Regions from separate parts of the Mus musculus genome. Here region 1 is linked to region 2. The links are chromatin loops, found by intact Hi-C in ENCODE. Cell type or tissue: heart. All regions are shown on one strand. Links, peaks and the distances in the headings refer to the core of each region. The heading gives the core; the rest is flanking DNA. Region 1 overlaps 0610040J01Rik (RIKEN cDNA 0610040J01 gene). Region 2 holds the start of 0610040J01Rik (RIKEN cDNA 0610040J01 gene).

Region 1 (10,247 bases), core at 4,843-7,342, 75 kb before region 2:
CCTTTCCCTCTTTAGGGTCAGCTTCCTGTCTTTCTCCAGCACCAACTCCCTTAGGGTTCACTTCCTGGCACTTCCTGGCTTTCCTTCAGGCCCAGTCCCATGCCAGAGAGCCATGCTTTCTGAGTCTGGTACCAACCTGAACGGTGGGACATTCTTCCTGGTTCAGGTCCTCCTGCCCTTCTTTTCCCACTCTGTGATTTCCTGTCCTGATGGCATTCCTTTCTCAAATGGCTGGCTTGAATGTTCAAGGTTGTGTGACCGCTTCCCACCCCCCAGCCCCCGCAGGTGAAAAGGGGAGGGGTCAATGTGCTCAGCACCACCGCCACCCCACGCCTGCCCACATCCATAGTTGCAATTAGTCTCCCTCATGCACATATCAGATCAAGTTCGATCCATTCCCCATGCCTTCATCAATATCCCATCCATATCTTCTGTGGAGCAAGCAAAAGGGAAACATCTGTCCTCTGGCATGATACACAGAAGTAGAAAAACGCCAGCCCTTGAAGGAGCAGGCTGTCTGCCTTCCCCCTGCTTGTCTTTTAGAAGCAGCTGCCTAACTTACAGTGGGAGCCCTTGATGGCTAAGGGGACTCAAAATGTGCTTTGTCTTTGGAGCGATATACATGGCAACAGGGAAGCAAAGGGGACATCTTCTGCAGCCAGGGTTTGGTTTACACAAGGGAAAAGCAAATACCATTAGCGTGGTTGAGTCTAACCACTGCTGGCGCCACCTGCTCCTGCACTCCCACATGCTGCTTGATTCTGCCCCGGTTTCGTGTTGAAGTTAAACAGCCCTGTGTTTGAAGACGGCCATGGCCACATTAGTTAGTGGTAAAGTCTCCTGGCAGGAAAAGCCTGTTTTACAATGGGGATGTGGAGGTGGGGGTGTAGGGAGAATGTTGGAGTTTTAAAATAGAGAAATTGACAGCATTCACCATGGTACCCAGGGGTTAGAGCTGGTGTCAAGAGTAATCGCTTGGAGCCAGCTTATAGGGGTTTTATTGGCCAAGTCCAGTGCTATCAGACCATCAAAGTAACAGAACTAGTGAGAATTTTGGCTCACGGAGGAAAAGGCGAGTGACAAGACACATTAAGAGGAGCATGGAAGGGAAAGGGGCAGCTCTGTCACTATATAGGAAACCAGCCAACCAATATACACAAGAGTACAGGACCTAGAAAGATCACCATTTGCTACCACTCATAGTAATGATAATGGATCCGGGTAAGACTCATTGATGGAGGCTGGGGGAACAAGATGGGACAGATGCTGGGGCACAAGGCTGTAGAGCACATTCGCGAGTCACAGTACTCATGAGCTTAGAGCAGCTGTGGTTGACTGCAGGGGGTCTACACAAGTCGGAGGCCCCAAACAGCCCTAGATGGGGCCCTGTCCTTAGGCTGAGCCTCCTCTCAGAGGGAAGCCCCTCCTACTTTTGTGTCAGTCATCTACCTCATTGTACGGTGTGCAAATACACAGAACACTTCACCCTCACTAGTCAAAGGTAGGAACATGGGTGAGTGACAGGCAGGGGATAAAGGGGCTGGGTCCTTGTATGGTTTTGTTTTGTTTTGAAAGTCTTGCTATGTAATCCACTCTAGTCTGGAACTTGCTATCCTCTTTCCTCCACCTCCAGAATAGTGGGACTGTGTGCACCACCTTAGGATATTGGATTGGATAAGGCATTCCAATTGAGTGTCTTCTCATTTCCCTGTTCAGATTGCATGTGCTCACCACCCAGTGGTCCCAAATCGCAAGACAAGTCATGAGCAGAGGGAGAGGAAAAGACCTGGTTCTCTTCCTTCAGCCTGGAAAACAGCCTCTTTCCTCCCTTTGGTACACTTCCAATCATTGAGGACATGCCTCTTCAAGGGTCCCGTGGCATGAGATGTTAAAGTCACTCCCATGAAATAATCTGAGTTTTAAAAAGGCTACTGGGATATTTACAAGAGGGTGTAGTGAAACGAAACACATTTTAAACACTGTTTTGGGAAACTTGCTAATATTCAGAAAAGAGAATCTGTTTTTTAAATCTGATTTCCCAGAACCTGGCCGGAGGGCAAAGTGACCGAACATTTAGGGCACCACTACTGGATGCTGAGCTCCTGGCTCAAGAGGAATGAATGCAAAGTGTGACCATTTGACATCAGCAGGGGCAACCTTCTGTCTACAGAAGACATCAGAGAAGAGGGCCCAACCAGAGAGCATGCTGACTCCAAAGATGACGAGGAATTAGAAGACAAGCTGGGGACTACGAAATCTCATGTGCATGACTTTTTTTCCTACCTAAAGGCATTAAGCTTCTGCTATTTTTGAGATGCTGAAAGGTTATACAACAACTTCTATCACACCCTTAAATACTCCACTTTACACCTTCTCGATAGGCAATGTGCCTTAGATATGAATAAGCATTGCCAAGCACTGGGCTGGATGGGACAGAAGTATGTATATAGAGACATACATACAGTTTTTTTCCATTGTGGTGGCTCAATAGAAATGCCCCCCACAGACTCATGTGTATGAATGCTTGGCACATAGGAAAGGGCACTATTAGGGAGTGCTCCCTTGTTGGAGGAAGTATGTCACTGTGGGGCGAGCTTTGAGGTCTTATATGCTCAAGTTATGCCCAGTGTGGTATACAGTCTCCATCTACTGCTTGCAGATCAAGATGTAGAACTCTCAGCTCCTTCTCTAGCACCACGTCTGCCTGCTTGCTGCCATGTTTCCTTCCATGATGATAATGGACTAAACTTCTGAAATTATAAGTCCCAACTGAAATGTTTTCCTTTATAAGAGTTGCCATGGTCATGGTGTCTCTTCACAATGAAAACCCTAATTAAGACATCCCCAAAGGAGGTTCCCTGGACAAAGGTTTGGGGGAGTAGCAATTAAAGATGAACACATTCAGAATTATAACAAAGGATGGTTTATCTTAGTAAACCCAGTATTTCCCTAAAACATGAGATCACATAACTTATCTTCATAGTAGATTAGCAAGTGATAGAACCCATGCTGTGAGATGCTTTTGAAAAACTGTAATGGAGAGGAAATCCCTTATCATTGGGAGTCTTATGCATCAATGCTATAATGTGAGGTCTCAAGACACTTAGCCAGGTGTAATTCATGCCTGGGTGTCAGAAGTTGGGGTCCTAGCCACAACTCTATGTCCAGCATCACAGATGCAAAAGGGCAGCCTCTTCTCTCGAGTCCTTGTCTACACCAGAAATCTATGCCATCAAAGCTCTCTTCCAGATCTCACCGTCTAGATGCAACAGTGGGAAAGGAGAACTGCCCTACACTACCATCCGCCCCTGGCTTGCTTTGGCTTACATGTCACCTCCTTGAAGCTGAAGAGAAGTCCTGATGGCATCTATTCTATCCTGCACTGGGAAACTCGCTCAAGCTTGCAAAAGTGCTCACAAGCTCATGAAGAAACTACTGAGGTCCACTGGGTCCCAAATCATGGTCCTGATCCAGTGGAGAAAAGTTTTGCTCCAGTGTTCTCTCCTCCATATCCTGCTCTCCATCTCACTCCCTAAAACTCTGGTACTTTGCTTGGCTCAGGTTTCTACAACCAGGGCCACAGAACATGAAGATAAGGACAGAGGTACAACAAGCAGAAGAAGAGAGAGAGTCTCAGATTAAGGAAACCATTCTGGGGAGGTCATCTGATGGCCCCTCTTCTCCTTGTGGTGGGCCTTGGGGAGGGTTCTGAGTACTGGGGAACCCATAGCTAGTGCAGACATTGGGGCCTTCTGGAATACCTGGACTAGGAAACAGAAGCCAGTGTCATCACCTCTTCAGGAGTCACAGCTGGCTTTTCATGGGCACTTCTCAGTGAAAGGCTTCCCTGGGTCTGTTGGAGCTGCATCACTCACAAGACTGCCTCCATGGCCTTGGCGCAGCTGGCCTTGATAGGGATGTCCACATGAGAGGGTGTCTAAAGCACACTGCCATGCTTCCACTTTCAGAACTCAAGAGAAACAAGCCCTGATGCCTAACTTTACTGCCCTGGACTTCCTGGGACCCTTTGCTATGCCTGTTGCATGTGGGGACACATTCTTTTCAAATACCATGATAATACCACTATGCGTCTCTTGCTGTGGTCCTTACCCTACTAAATGACAGTCATTTTGACAGATCTTAAAACCATTTCCCTTGGTCTTCTGTTCGAAATATGACACCCCTTCTGATTTAGTAATTAGTCTATATCTTTAAGACAGATGCTTGACTGGGCCTGGGGAAAGGTTCATGACTGAGAGCCCTTACTGTTCTTGCAGAAAGCCTAAATTCAGCTCTAAGCACCCATGATGGGCAGCTGACAACTGCCTACTGTAACTCCAACTTCACACAGTCTCTGGGTTCTGTGGGCACATTTTTACACAGACATAAGGAAAAATAAGGAAAAATAAGCCATTGGCAGACTCAACACCGGGCAGCATCTTTACTTGTGCAGTGTTCACCAAGCCTCTTATATGTACCAGGCACTGTGCTACATACAATGGAATTATGAGTGTCCCCGAGAAAGCTTATAGCTCCTCAGGCTCTATCTTTCTCTCCCTTCCTCTTCCCTACGCTGTGCGGGGGGAGGGGGGGTGGTGTATTAGTCAGGGTTCTCTCAAGTCACAGAACTTATAGAATGTCTCTACATATTAAGGGAAATTATTGTAATGACTTACAGGCTGCAGTCCAAGTAACCCAACAATGGGCAGCTGTGAATGGGAAGTCCAAGAGTCTAGTAGTCGCTCAGTCCCTCAGGGCTGGGTGTACTGGTCTTCTGTACAAGCTGGGATCCTGAAGAATTAGGTTCCAACAGATATGCTGGCAAGTAAGTGCATACAAGCGAAGAAGAGTGAGCCTTCCTTCTTCCATTGTCCTTATGTAGGCCTCCATCAGGTGTGGCCCAGATTAAAGGTGTGTACCACCACACCTGGTTTTGAAATTTGCTGTCCTAGACTGGCCTTGAATTCAGAGGTCTGCTTGCCTTAGTCTCCTGGGATTAAAGGTGTGTACTACCTTGCCTGGGCCTAAGCTTTTCATGACCACCATGCCTAAGAGAGAGGTAAGTATGAAGGGTGGGATTGGGTAAAAACAAAAAAAAAAATAAAAAAAAACCCATGGAGTGCTATGAAATTTCAATAAACACAGAGAAGACTCATCCCACCACACTAGTAGTTTAATCAATGAACAGTTTAGGTCAGAGACAATTCGTACTAGCATTTCCTCCACTTAGAAGCCTTGCCACTCCCAGCAACTTTACCCCTGAGTGTCACTTGTCTAATCAGGGAGAGTGATAGTTCTTACTTATCAGGGTTGCTATGAAAGTTCAATGAGATGAAACATGTAGACCATTTCGCATCATGCCTGAGTAACTACCGTCGGTACTTATTCAAACACCGCAAAGGATGAAAAGGAGATTTCAGGAGGTTGAGAGAGGTTGCTGTTCTTCCAGAGGACCTGAGTTTGGTTCCTACCAACCTGCCTGGTAGCTCACAGCTACCTGTAACTCTAGCTTGGGGGATCTGATGCCCTCTTCTGGCCTCTGCAGGTACCTACATCTACGTACACATGCCAAGACACATACATGCAATTAAAAATAAAACAAAATGTAATAAACACTGCAGTTGACATGTGAGTGTTTACTATCTGTCTGGTGCTGGTTCAGGGACTTTCTTGTTTTAATCCTTTTCTACTTTACAATAAGCCTTTCAAGTGGCAACAAATGCTATAAAAGTTGGTGAGATAGTGTAGCTATTACCAGTAAAGTGGTTATTGCTTTAGTCATAACGACTTCCTGCTATCTATTTTGCAACGTTGTGGCCTTCCTACACCTTCTCCCCAGATTATGTTCAGTGGCTTTTGCAAACTGTAATTTGCTTTTCTCTTGACTTGAATTTCCCAGCTGTTATTTCATCTACCTACCACCAGGTGGCAGTATAGAGTGGTTATTAATAGTTTAGTTTCAAGAGAAGCACACAGAAGAAATCAGGAAAGCACAAGAATCTGGTGCAAGTCCTGCAGGTGCTAGCCATGGTGAGTAAGGCTGGCCAGCAAGGAACGCTAGCCCGGGCGCATCTGTTGTGTTAGCTCTAGTGGCCATGCTACAATAGCTCTTTGCAGCTCCTACCAGGCGAGGGTTTATTTCTTCCTGTGTGGAGACCTCGGTGGGGGTGGAAAAACCCTTTACGACTCTACATGGGTCCCCATTTCACACAAAACTGTTCACGAAACCCTGAAGTGTGAGAGTCTGGGTTTTTCTCTGCTGTCTCCTTCTGTGGCTGAGGCTGAGGGAATGAGGAGTTTCTGCAGTGTGGAGGGTTCGAGGCCCTCTGGGGCTCTGCATCTCCATCAGTCCGGATTTATAAGCAGGTTCTTGGCAGACACAGCAGCAGAGGGCACTGGGTTGTATTGATTCACCTGAGTCTGAGTGGGGCCCAAGGCCTGGCATTTCTTACCAGCTCCTTGGTGATACTGTCTGGGGCATACCGCTTGGTGATAACTGCCCAACTGCTTCAATGAAACAGACAGTCTTAGTTCCCTGGGTTGCTTTGTCTCTGGTTGGGTCAGGCCAGCTTTATTTATTCAGGTCAGTATCTTCAGGACACTGTAGCATGGTGAGTCCCTAGCAAACAATGAGACATGGTCCTGAATCCTTATAGTGACTGATGATATGATTCAAATCAAGATGCCAGCATGGTGACTTGGATGAAAACTATGTCATCACCATCGAAGTCCCAACACAAAGGCAGGCAGTTTATAAGCATCATAAGACTTCAATTTTTTTTGTTCATTTTTAAAAAAAGTGTTTCATAGCACTGTCTTTTAGCCCTCCTTTCTTTCTTTTACTTTGACATGGTCTTACTCTGTAGCCCAGGCTGTCCTTGAACTTGCATTCCTCCTTCGTCTGTCTTCCAAGTAGTGAGGTTACAGATTTGCTTTAGCATGTCTGTCTACACCTGTAACTCCCCCTTTCCTTCCTTTCTTTCCTCCTTTTTGCTCCTTCTTTCTTTCCTCCCTCTTTCCCTCCATCCCTCCCTTCCTTTCCTTTTGGGAGAAGGTGGAGAGGGCAGGGTCTCATGTGTTCTAGGCTGGCCTCAGCCTCACAGTCCAGCCGAGGATGACCTCGTACCTCTGATCCTGACTTCATTTCCAGAGTGCTGGATCACAGGCATATGTCAGCATACCTATCTTAACGTTGTGCTCAGGATCAAACTCAGTGCTTTGTGGATGCCAGACTGTTACGTCCCCAGTTCATTTTCTGATTTACATGTGGCCCATTTCTCCAGGCTGTGGCATGTAATAGGAAAGCAATGAGAAAATTCAAGTGCCTAAAATATGGAAGTCATTTAAAGAACATACTCTGTCATGTTTGGTTTGCTCTTGGATTCATTCCCTTCCTTCACCCAGCTATTTTTTTCAGGGAACTCTATCCCTGCAGCAATCTTGCCCCGAGATTCCACCCAAGGCAGTGCTGGCCTGGACCAGAGTGCAAAGAGCAGAGACATCAGGAATCCATCTCTTTCTCTCTGTACCTCAGACAGACTCCTATCCATTCCGGGAGCCACTCTGCTCCCTGCAGCTTTTGATGGCCAACAGAAGCCCTTCATGACTGCCTACAGCTCTCATTGTAGATAGGGTCTTAGCACATGTTTTGTTGCGAAAGCCTAATCCCATGGACTGTGTAATTTATAAACTAAAGGAATTACTTTTCAGAATTTGGAGTCTAAGATCTAATGGTTACGTCTGGCAGGGGCCTTCTTGCTCCATCAGCACACGGATGAAGGTTTTACATGGTGCTCTTTAGAGAGAAAATAGGGATGGGACACAGACGAGTGTCCTTAAGAAGGTGAGTGTGGGCAGGAGAACAGGAGAGGACATTCCTTCTTCTCAGCAATCCACTCCTTCATATCACTCCACTAGCCCTAACAGCACCTTCCTACCACCCACAACCTTTAGCACTATCAGTAAAGTTCAACACAATTCGGACACAACTGGGTCAAGTATTCAAATCACAGCAGGTGGAAACATCTACCTGCTCTGACAGTCCATGTCACTGCATTGTCTCATTTGGCTCTCAGCTTCTCCCATATCTGGATAACCCAATGACCACAAAGCGCATACGACTTCCTCGGTTTGAAGGGAGTGATTCCTGTTCCCTTCAGGACCTTGCCTATTATGTATTGTTGTCAAAGGAAGATTGGCTACATGACTACATAACAGTCACTTGACAGTCGCTGGTCTTGGATTCTTCTGAAAGAAGCAGCGTTATGTAATGCACATGGCGTGCTTGCTGTGTGCCTGTGTAGGGCAGGTCACAGAGGTGGCACTGAGGGTGGTCATAGAGGACTTTAGTCTTGTACTTATCTCCACCGAGTTCTCTTTCCTTTTCCAGCCTGCTTGCCCTGCTATGTCACTTCAGGGCAGGTTCCCTTTTTTCCTTCCAATCTCCTATGTCCCCCTTTAGGAGATACCCTAAATCTCCCCCACCCCCAGAAAAAGTGTAAGGGACATAGGACCTTCATACTAGGTTCAATGGTCTTATGGAATCCCCACTATGACCCCTCACATCTGCTGAGATGTGGACACCTCTCTGCTATTAGGCCCTACAATGGCTATTCCTGGTTGTCAACTTGACTACATCTGGAATGAACTACAATCCAGAAATGAAGGGCACACCTGTGATCCAGATCTTGAGACTGGAAAACAGGTTTCTGACCTGGATCTTGACATGGGGATTTTGAGGCATAGTGGCTATGAAAAGCTTAGGCCCAGGCAAGGTAGTACATACCGTTAATCCCAGGAGACGGAGGCAAGGAGAGCTCTGAGTTCAAGGCCAGCCTGAGACAAAGCAAGTTCCGATCCAGGTGTGGTGGTACACAACCTTTAATCTGGGCCATACCTGCTGGAGCCTACATAAGGACATTGGAAGAAGGGAGAGTCACTATTCTTGGACTGTTTGCCCTTACTTGTTGCTGGAGTCTACTTCTACAGAAGACCATCTGAAACACCCAGCCTCATGGGACTCAGCAACTACTACATTCTTGGACTTCCCAATCTTGTTCATTGTTGGGTTAGTTGGTCTACAGACTGTAAATCATTACAATAAATTCCCTTAACATAGAGAGATATTCCATAAGTTCTGTGACTCTAGAGAACTCTGACTAATACAGATCCCATTATTAGTGAGGCTGGTTTTTACTATGCCCAGGAAGGCCTCTGTGGGGCTTCAACTCAATTCCTTAAGAAAAATATCTACAACTCTTAGAGTATGTGATACAAATTTCCCCCTGGACTTGATGGAAAGCTGTCCCTTAGTATCTATGGGGAATGGTTGGTTCTCAAACCCCTACATGCTCCAGTCCTTTCCATAAAATATAGTATTTACATATAATTACACACACACATATATACACATATATATGTAGTATTTGCATATAATACACACATACTCTCCCATATTCTTTAGGCAGTGGCCGTGCCTCTAGCATTTTCAAACACCTCTAGATGATTTATAATGCCTAGAGCAATGTGAGTGCTATGTAGAGTTATTATTCTGTATTGTTAAGGGAAGAGTGAACAAGTTTCCAGACACTGCAGATGCAACCATCAAAGGCGTAACAAGACAGCATGTGCCAATGGTCTTGTAACAGCTTTTCCTAAATATTTTCCATCATCAGTGGGTGGCAGAATCTATAGACGCAGAACCCACAGACAAAGGGCCAAGTGTGTTTGTTGAGGAAGTCACATAGATAGCTCTGAAGAAAGTGGCAGAGCTCAGCTAGCGAGCTCAGCTAATCACATAGCCTTGTATACCATCATGGCCTTTCATCAATGATATTAGATGATTCCTGGAATTCCTGCTTCTTAGGTAGAACCCTATTGCTTAGAATAACTACATGGCATTCAAACTATGTTTAGAGAGAATTCGTGAGCTATAGTGATGGATGTGGGATCCACCAGCTTTGGGTGGGTCCAGGCCACGACCTCCTAGATGACATTTCATCTTTTGGACTATAGACTCATATACCTTGAAGAGCTTTCACAGAATAGTTTTGAGATAATTTTTAAAATCTGAAGGACGACCCCTCTGCCTTCATATGTATAGTTCAAATAGGATTCTTTGTCACGTGTAAAAATTTTTATTTATTTATGTTTTTAGAGACATGGTCCCACTATGTAGCCAAGACTAGCCTTGAACTCGGGATGTTCCTGTTTCTGGCTCCCAAGTGCTAGTTTATAAGCAATTGCCA
Region 2 (10,247 bases), core at 3,829-6,328:
ATGAAATTTCTGTACACTAAAAATTCCTGCTAGTTAGTGAATAGCAGGAAGAACTAAGAAGCAAAACCTCAGATTCGGGACCTAGTGGGCAGCTGTGTGAACTTCTATAATATCCTTTGACAATGCCTTTGATCTAGCTGCCCTTTTCCTTATCTATAAATTATTTAGAACACCAAGTGATTCTAAGTTTTTACTGAAAGTCAGTATTTTCAAAAGTACTTATTCATGAAAAGACATTTTTCAACCCAATTTGATAATAACAATAGTAATTACTTTTTGATAGTTTAATCACAGACAAATTTCCCTGTATTTCTCTGCTGACTCACAGAATGGTGTGAGTATAACATTTCGCTGTTATCGTAATAGCCATACATTGAGCCAGTAGGGCAGAATCTCTGCGAGGACTCTGGACTCAAATGGCTAAGCTCACCAGGATCGGAGAGGAACCAACATCGTATAACAACAATGATTTACAGGTGAAAGCCAGCTTTGTTCATTCATTTCTAGATTGCAGCATGCATTTGGGAGATGCGGGGTTGCTGGCAATCTCGTCATTAAGCAAGCCAGATACTGCTTTCTAGCTCTAGTCTGGCTATTCTCAACCTGTGGGTTGAAACCCCCTTCAGGGTCACATATCAAATATCCTGCATATCAGATATTTACCTTATGATTCTTTTTTTAACCTTAGATTCTTAACAATAGCAAAATTACAAATAGCTATTCTTAACAATAGCAAAATTATGAAGTATCAAAGAAATAATTTTATGGTTGGAGTCACTATAACACAAGGAACTATACTAAAGAGTCACAGCATTAGGAAGGTTGAGAACCACTGATTTGGCCAAATCTTTGCATTTACTGCACACAAATGGCCAATTTAGGTATTCAGTTATTAGATGGGATGTGGTTGGCATCGAGAACAATAAAACAAAAAGAAAGTGTGAAATTCTTTTCTCGAGCAATCTTCTCTGGGGCTAATGAACAGTGAATGAATTAAAAAACCCACGAAAGTGTACACCAATACACATTGCATGTAGCTTGGAGTCAACCATTAAGAGAGACCCTCCTCTCTAGCATGAAATGGTTTTCATAGACAATAATATTCCTCCAGACACCATCTGTCCTCTTTGTGACACACAGCAGGTCATGCTCAGCCCAGCTTGGGGAGTCAGGAGATTTCTATTCCAACAGGAATTTAAGGTACGCCAGAGAGTGTACAGATGAGGCCATAGTTTTTCTTCGATTTTGCCTTAACACTTCAAAGTCTACATAAAAAAGCAATAAGTTGTTAAAAAGTGATGGAAACAAGCTGTGTGTGTGTGTGTGTGTGTGTGTATGTGTGTGTGTGTGTGTGTGTGTGTCTGTGTGTCTGTGTGTGTGTGTGTGTATGTGTGTGTGTGTGTGTGTGTATGTGTGTGTGTGTGTCTGTGTGTGTGTGTGTGTGTCTGTGTGTGTGTGTGTGTGTGTGTGTGTGTGGTGCAACTGTACAGAAGCATAGCTTATGTTTACCAACATGAAAGAAAAAAAAACCTAATTTGGTAAACTAATATCAAGGACCAGAGTCACTAAAACTTTTATGTATGTATGTATGTATGTATGTATGTATGTATGTATGTATGTATGTTTTTGAGACAGGGTTTCTCTGTATAGCCCTGGCTGTCCTGGAACTCCTTCCGTAGACCAGGCTGGCCTCAAACTCAGAAATCTGCCTGCCTCTGCCTCTGCCTCTGCCTCCCAAGTGCTGGGATTAAAGACGTGCACCACACCCGGCTCACTAAAACTTTCTTACCGTTCAGACTGTAAGTGCCACTGCTTCCCTAAGCACCCTTTGAACGGATTCACTTCTCTGTCTCTTCTGCGAAGTGGGTAGCAGTTGCCTTCAGCTGTGTCTGTAGATTCTCCCTTTCTACCTCTCTCACCGCAGCTAGAGGGAGCTTTCAAGAACAGATATGTGCCTTGCTTCAAACCCTTCAAAGCTTTCTCCCAAGACTAGATTCTTGAGGCTGAGCTGTCTGTGTCCCTAGCACCCAGCCAACGGCTTAGAGTTGATAGGTTCACACACACGTGGTCTCGAAGGCCAGGTCAGAGTTCATTTGATTTTTCGAGAGCCGTTTGTGCTGAATGAATAGAGCTCCCTGCTCATGGTTAAGATTTCAGACACCATATTTCTCCGATCTTAGCCGACCTTCACTGTAGCTCAGTAATGTGTAGGGTTTCTGACCACAGTGAACCATAGGTTAGGCTATTTAATTACCTGCTTCAGAAGCATAGTCACTGTTTAGTACTTCAGATACATTTTTAAGACAGAGTAATTTTGATGTTCTACCATTTTTCTGAAGATCTCCATCTCTATGGAACCATGGTGTTCACAGGGGTAAAACGTGAGAAGACAAATGATTGGGATTTCAGTTTGTTCCCTCAGTATTCAGGAAATAAACAGAGTAAGAGATTTCAGCTCCAGGCCTGTGTAGCTCTGGGGGTTAAGATCAGACACTAAAAAGACCGTGACTGGTCTCCCCATCTGACCTGCAGACCATGAATTCTCCACGCCTGTCCTTCCTTCCCTATGATGGTCCAGTTAGATCTTGACAGCGTTCTTTTCTGAATTATCAAGGGGGTTTATCTGCAACCAAACAATCACTCTAATGATCAAATTTAGAAATGAGACAGGTTCTTTAAGCAAGAACCCAAACGAGCCCAATCAGGGTCCCTGGGAAATTGTAGAAGTGGGTCCATGTAAGACACTGTCTAGGGAGGGAAAACTAGCTCTAAGGAGGCTAGTACTCAGTCACGCAAAAAGCCGGAGTCCTTTCTAAGAAACATGGGCAGTGGGCTACTGGGCACCTCCACCAGTGACAGGAAGAGGTCAGGGCTTGCTTTGCCCTTGGGCTGAGACTGGCTCCTGGTCCCAGCATTGAGAACACAGGTTTCAGGTTCTGAGAAGTGCTGGGTCAGAAGTTAGGGAATCTTTCCATTTTTAGGAAAGAGAATGTGCTGAGACAGTAAGCAAGGGTTTTGTTTTGTTTTGTTTTGTTGTTTGTTCGTTTGTTTCATCTTAAATTCCAGGTCTGCAAAATTTCTTTGGAATATAGTGAACATGAACCACATTTATCTTTAGAAATTACTAGGTATCAAAACCTTCCTGGGTAATGAGTCCCCAGGGGGCATGAAATAAACATTGATTGTAGAAGAAGTGAAGGAGCAGGATCAAAAGATGGGCAAGAGTTGGTGAGCAGGAGAAATGAACCACACATCACCTTCCTGTGTCTGCCTGTCACCTCTGAATCTCCCACTGAGCCTTGGAGCTGGCTGTTTACTGATTCTTCATACTTCCCAGAAACACTAACAACCCAGAACTCTCCTAAAGGACCGAGGCTCCATATTGTTGTTGTGGAGACCTGTCCTAGGACAAGGATTTTTACCAAAGAGGCTAGCAAGGTGTTTCAGAGGCACTGGTGCTTAGATGAGGAGAGCTACCATCTCCTCTTTACAGTAGTAACTGGAAACATATATGGGAGATACTATTATTTCTTCCTAAAAATAGTATCAACTAGACAAGTATAAGGGAAATACTATTGTATCCTCCTTAAGATAGTATTAACTGGAAAATTATGTGGGAGGAAACAACTTCAACAAATACAGAACCAACTGCCTTTAAAAAATAACCACTACTCCCACTTCTTTTCCATTCACGGTTCCAAGACTTTCTTTTCTCCAGCGATATTCTTCACCATAGCTGAGTTACAGCCACCCAAGGCAATCAGCCACAGGCCACAACCAACAAACACTCTCGCAGAAACCAGCACAGAAGTGACTCCTGGAACACCCACTTCCTCTACATTCATCGCGCAAATGTCTATACCAGGATGGAAAAGTAGACATTCAGAGTCGATGGAGATGGAATTATTTTGTTTTGCATTTAAGGTTAATTATGGTTCTGGGAGTGGGTAAAAGTCCCCCTGATATCTGCCTGGTATTACTGGAAAATTCTGCATTGGTGATATATATATATATATATAATCTCACCTCATCAGGGCTGTCCAGGCTACAAAGACCCAGGCGATTGACCTGGTAGATATTTGTCTATTAAATATTTACAGCCTGCGACCATTTAGCTCTCTCTCTTTGGCGCCCACTTTCCTAGTCCCAGGCTCTTGCGGAACACCACAGCGTCGTTGTCCCTTCATGCACCCTCACCATCGCCATAGACCCAACCCCAGAACCCAAGGACATTTCAAAGAAGGGCGGGGGCGATCAAATTCCTTTCCCGTTTTAATCAATAAAACCCCCCTAGAAGCGTAAATATGGTGACCCCGGGACACAGGGAGATGGGAAGATCTCTTACAATTTGTCCAGGTTTAAGTTCCCAGGAACAGCAGAGAGCTCAGGAATTGGGAGTTTAAAAATAAACCATTTTACCCAACCAGCACCAGCGCCTTTAGTTTGGAAACCTGTTTCTTGTCGCCACTCTTAGCATGCCTAGGTTGAATTCCGTGACTTCTCCTGAAGTCATCAAATCATCCATTGCCTTGCCTCATAGTTCCTCCTCGCGTCCCCTTGAGAGAAGGGGAGCCCAGAAGCAAAGTCGGGACTCCCGCCCAGGACCAGCCCTCTTCCCGGAGGAGCCCGGCGCAGTCCCGGACCGTACTTACCTGCGGCGGGGCGGCGGCTCCAGAGTCGCGGCGCCCATGGCTTCGTGGGCCTCGGGCGTCCGCGCTGGGACACGCGAGTGGGTCAGCGACGCCCGGAGCCTGTCGCGCTGCAGCCTCAGCCCGGGCTGCGGTCATTGGGCCGCCGCGTCACGTGGACGGGGAGCGGGCGAGCCTCCCAGGCAAGGGTAACCCTTTACCTGCGCCTTGGCCCGCGTGCGCAGGCGACAGGGACAAGGGGACGTCCGGTGATCTATGTTTGAGTGAGTGGTCAGCGAGCCAGCCCGCATTAGTTGCTAGATCGAGCGCACATTGCTTGTCGCCCGCCCGATGGCTAGACAATCTGCTCAGACGCTGCAGTGACGGTCGTTCCTAGGGGCTACAAACTTGCCTGTGCCCCAAAGGCTATTAGTGGGACACGTGAAAGAACCCCGGTTTCAGACCCCTTCCCTTGGAGTGTCAGGATATGGGACACTTCACCCAACACACTTTACCTACGAAGGGTAGAGAACCGGTGCTTTAATCTTGAAATTCGGTTTAAGATTTCGGTCTTCGGTCCACCTGGCCCAGAAGCTGTGGAGAGCTGGCATTTCCAGAAGCCAGGAAAATGTGTTGAGCAATTGCGCCATCTAGCTTCCTCTCTTTCCTCTCCATGCTCAAGGCTCGCAGTGAGAGGATTAAAAGGCAATGCGGGGAGAAGCAACTGAGAGAACTTCCCAAAGACCTAATTTTCTCCAGCGAGTTTTGAGTTGGACATCCCCGCTGTCTTCACAGGCATTTGCCACGCTCTATGGGAGAACACTCAGTGGTTTTTTTGTCCTTTTTAGTGCTAAAATACCTTTGTGCTTTCAAATGTCGATTTACGAGGGAAATCATACGTTGTTGAATGTCATTTATTGATTTGAAGAAAAAAATTTCTTGTTAGAATAAATGATGCTCAGGTTCAATTTCCAGCCTTGTCAGAAATTCCATGGGATACTGGTCCATTTATATATGAATTAGGTTTTTCGGATCAAAAAGAGACTTTGGAATTTGTTTTGGGTTTTTAGAGTCAGTGGGGAGAAACTTTGAGGTTCAACTCAGTAGTAGTAAAGAGAGGAAGGTAAGAAACTTGATAATGCCTTTAGTTTTCTTTTAACTCTTGGGTATTTAAAGTTCTTTTAAAGTAATTGTTTTGTTGAGAACTACATACACAATTGCATCTGATTGTTGTTTACAATATCACCAAAGCTTTCCAATGCTGCCTGCCATGTTTAAAGATATTTTGGGGTGGGGGGAGGTATATATGGGAATTCTCAGATCAACGGTGTGTGTGTGTGTGTGTGTGTGTGTGTGTGTGTGTGTGTGTGTGTGTATGTGTGTGTGTGAAGGTATCTGGAGAGGTTCTCCAAGGTCGTGTTCACTCACCTGGGAATTCCCGAGCGGCACTAGTCCTTGGCTATTTCCTGCTCCAGCCACAAGGGTACCCCTTGCACGGGTACACAGGGAACTTATTTTCTCCCTATTTTGCTGCTGAGTCTGGAATTCTAGAATGCAAGAGCTATTTCATTTACTTCCGTGTTCTTGGTGGAATGTGTGACTGGGTAAATGCTTGCTGACTGAATTCATCAGCTACTTCTGTATATTTGGAGAGAAACAAACAAACAAACAAACAAACAAACACAAACTTGGGCATACTAGTAACATCCAGTGATCTTTAGTAAACTAGCTGAATTTCTCACCTGCAAACTAGTAAAGATGTTAGAAGTTACTGTCACCAAGTGACTACTGGGCACTGAGTTCTTTATTTTCATGTACTTTGAGAAAGCTAACCAAGATGCTAGTGATGTACTGGAATTAGGTCCATGGTCCTTTCTTTTCACCTATAAATGTGGAATAATAATAGTGCCAAACTTTTGAGACTATTGTGTAGACGCCATGGCTTTGTGTCTGGAGCTCCTGGAATATTCTAGGGCCCCTTCGGCACCTGGTCAATTTGAATAATTACCGGTAAGTGAGGTCTTCCACATCTGGCCAACCTCAGTGGTGAAAAAAAAATCAGTAGCACTCAAGTTTTTAGTAGCTCATCTTTTATTCATACAAACGATACATACACAAGACTGTATATTGTTTGAACACTGAAATAACTTTCTAGTGTAACAACTCTGTAACAAAATTTTAACTAAATGTAACATTTATGAAAATATAAATCTCTGATTGGGTAATTCATCCCAACAATACAAAGTTTACATAAAAACATTCAACATGAGCTATCAGTTGCAAACATGTTAGGAAAAAAAATCATTCAAGTCACTTGTTACACTCTAGAGGTTTTTTTTTTTTTCTTTTTTCTTTTTTTTCACAGAACACTCACACACTACATGTAACCCACCTAGGCATTTAGTTCTTAGAAATGTATGGCATGGACGTTCAACTGATAAGAACAGGAATAAGAATGTGTTGGCTGAAGAGCTGAAAGTATGGACTCCAGATCACGTGTATATAGATCTTAGCCCTTCAAGGGCTTCCACTTACTGGTTGGTAGCTAAACTAGGAGGAATACATTGAACAAAGGTGTTTCACCATGGAGAAGGGTGTTGCTATCTGAACAACACCTTCAAATGCTTACGTGTTAAATCCTTCCACCAGTGGAATACAACTGGATTCTCTAGGGGTTTAGATAATTTTCCCTTTTCCTACCGTGTCAGCAATCAAGATGGCACTGTGTAATGTTTTTCTCATATCACTCCCTGGCATCCCCACCAGGTTAACAGGCTACAGCAGAAACTATCCCCGTCTTCATTTTGCAGTCCACAAAAGCAATAAACTCGGTGAGGCTAGAGGTCAAACTACAGGTACATGCTGAGTCACAAGCAGAGCCAGGATGAAAATAAGCTGGTTCTTTGTTCAATGTTCTGATTTAAGTAAGTTCCACTTTGAGAGAAAATCAAACCAATTACTATCAGTGACCCCCTTGAGAGGTCTTCCAGGACATGCCACGTGGAGGACTTGGAAGGAAGAAAACCACCTTCACCTTCTGAGATATATTTGCCATCAAATTGATGAAGTCTTTTTTTTTTTTTTTTAATGCCATTTCATAGTTTCAGCCTTGAAACAGTAAGACTGGGAAAGTCCTCAATCTGGAAGTGGAACAGAGAGAGAAGTGTACATACGGTGTGTGGAAGTAAGAAAGTGATTACAAACAGGGAATGATAGGAACCTTTGGATGCCCTTAAGATCTATGGGATATTTTAGCACAGAGACAGGCATATTCAGTTTGTCCCAGAGTTTTTGGTCGTTTATCTGCATTTTACACAGGAGAGAGGCGGAATGAGAGTAAGGCAGTGCCACCAGCGTTTCAGAGATGGTGTGTTTCAAAAGCTTGCTTTTCTATTAAGATACTGCAGGGGTCTGGGAAACATTAGGCTCCCCCACAACTGACTGGAGAGTGCGGACTCTGGTAAAGTACAACAAATAAACGGACAGATGCTTTGATCAAACTCATAATGCCCTTCCCATACCTCTTTACACTCAGCACGAATATGCATCGCAAGAAAAGGCGTGAGCGGACTGTGGCTTCTCATTAAGTGGGATTCTTTTGCAATCCACGAGAGAAACAGTTTAAAAATTACACATCGCATTGCACAGAAACCCTTGCATGCAGTCGTTGTGTTTTGATGAAGACTGACTCTCCATGTTCAGTAGCCCTATGATAATGGTAGTTAGTTCTTGTCCTGGTCCGTTCACCATCTCACATGCTTTGTGTGCTGTCCTGGAAAACCGAAACACATCTGGACACCTTTCTTACACAATTTTGCACCATTAGACCTCTTGCGTTTACACAGTTGTCAGGATCGAGAAACGTAAAGAGATATTAAGGCTGCGTTTGGCTGTCACATCCCCCCCACTCAGAGTCAAACGGTCCTCTGCAATCACGATTTCAACTGGCTTCTGTAGAGCTAATTCTAGTCCAACTGGTCTACCTATAACTACCTCTAGCTTCTCTCATCTGAATCCATGTAGTGAATTGTGCTGATTCTTATTACACAGCAAATTTAAAAGATTGTATTTGCTCTCTTCTGGGGGAGATGGCCATTTTACCGTCTCTTCTGGACATTCTCTATTTTCTCGAATACATTTGGACAAAAAGATGGCACCCAAGTCTCATAGTTTTGTTCCTTTCGTGAGAATATTAGTAAACTGAGAATTCCAGAAATTAGCAGCTCATCATTTGTGTCCAGAAGATGCACTTTGCTTTTTTTTTTCTTCTGTCATACATGGATTATGTATTTCGGTTGAGTAGGATAAACATCGTGTCAGTTATCTGGAGTGTAGCTGTGGCTCCTGGATTCTAGGGCAGCACACACTCGGTCATAACAAGAATTGTGTTTCTTGGAGGGTGTTGCCTCGTTGGACTCAGAAGAGTCACTCACGGTGATGGGGCTGTCTCTTGCAAAGACCTCAGTGGACTCTCGCCATAAGCAATCCACAGACACTTTAAAGGAGTAGCTGTTTGACTTTGGCCTGGATGTCTGCGTTGCATTGTTGAAAATCTGTCTGCTATTCGATGTGGCAATTTTGATCTTCAACGCAGCATCTACACGATCCACAACTGTGTATATCCCTATACTCCCATCATCAAAGCCGACGATGATGTTCAGGTGTCTCTGAGAAAGTGCAAGGAAAGTTGGTGTTTTGTATAGGGAGCAAGCACCGATGTTTTTGCCGTCAGCCAGTCTCATCACTATTAAACTAGAAATAGCATCGTTTTCCTCCTCCTCCTCCCCATTCCGGAAACAAATATACACCAGGTAGCGACCATCTCGAGAGAGCCTCTGCCTCCAGATGACTCCAGAGGCGTGAACCACCCGTAGCTTTCCACTGTGTAAATCCAGCACATTGATATTTTCATCTCCACGGGATATAATGCCGAGCTTCCCATTGGGAGAAATTTCAAAATCCTCCAGGTTTTTCAAGAAGTTGCTTGGAAGCTGCACACGCCGACAAATCACTTCATCAGTCAGGCTCCAGAGGTTCACGGTCTCGGCTGACGTGATAAACACGATGACGTCAGGACAGTCGGGGATCAACTTGAAATTCACAATGGTGATCCCATCCTCACAGCAGAATTTCTTGGTGATACTTCCGGTCCAGAGACTGACTGCCAGCACTTTGCTTTTCGTCATTCCCACCACGAAGGTGTTTGCAGAGGTAATGAAGGCATTTTGCAAAGTGGTCAAGATGTTGCAGACTCTGTGGCCTGTGGCCAGCCTCCAAACCCTGGAGGCGTTCTCCTCACAGAGAGAGACCACAAACTGGTCGTTGTGGGTGATCAGCAGCTGAGAGATCCTCTGCCCGTTAATTCGGAAGAGGTTTTCCCCACTGCTGGTATGCCAGACGTACTGGCTGCTTTTGTCATCTGACGTCACCATTAGGTCCCCAGTGGACGTTAACACACAGTGTTCGACTATCCCTTCATGCTTAAATACTGCTTCAATGAACCCACTGCTGAAGTTCCATTTATGTACACAATCGGAGCCATCGAGAGAGTAGATGATCTCCCCCCTGGCCGGCAACACCAGACTCTGAATGGGTTTTCCAGTTTTATCGATATTGGAC

The links. Peaks named below come from ENCODE experiments on the same cell type or tissue, not always from the same donor. Only the 100,000 strongest peaks of a DNase experiment are listed, where the experiment ranks them.
Region 1: a loop joins it to region 2, with 8 times the contacts of the local background. A loop is called at or near these places in 32 of 42 quality-filtered maps.

What each region holds. Positions count from the first base shown.
Region 1 is chr5:63,882,616-63,892,862 of GRCm38, reverse strand. All of the region lies in intron 2 of 0610040J01Rik (RIKEN cDNA 0610040J01 gene), which reads right to left. It also overlaps a transcript of Rell1 not described here. Among named protein-coding and RNA genes, the nearest start is that of 0610040J01Rik, 75 kb to the right of the region's middle. In heart, for the core only: a CTCF peak has its summit at 5,908 (motif pointing right); no DNase peak of the experiment used is centred there; H3K27me3 peaks cover 357 bases.
Region 2 is chr5:63,807,001-63,817,247 of GRCm38, reverse strand. It overlaps 0610040J01Rik (RIKEN cDNA 0610040J01 gene), which reads right to left and starts at 4,753. Exons shown (of 4, transcript NM_029554.4): 1 at 4,653-4,753. It overlaps Nwd2 (NACHT and WD repeat domain containing 2), which reads right to left. Exons shown (of 7, transcript NM_177006.3): 7 at 6,702-10,247. The coding sequence ends at 8,945. In heart, for the core only: a CTCF peak has its summit at 5,288; a DNase peak (open chromatin) is centred at 4,797; H3K4me3 peaks cover 1,202 bases; H3K27ac peaks cover 539 bases; H3K27me3 peaks cover 1,549 bases.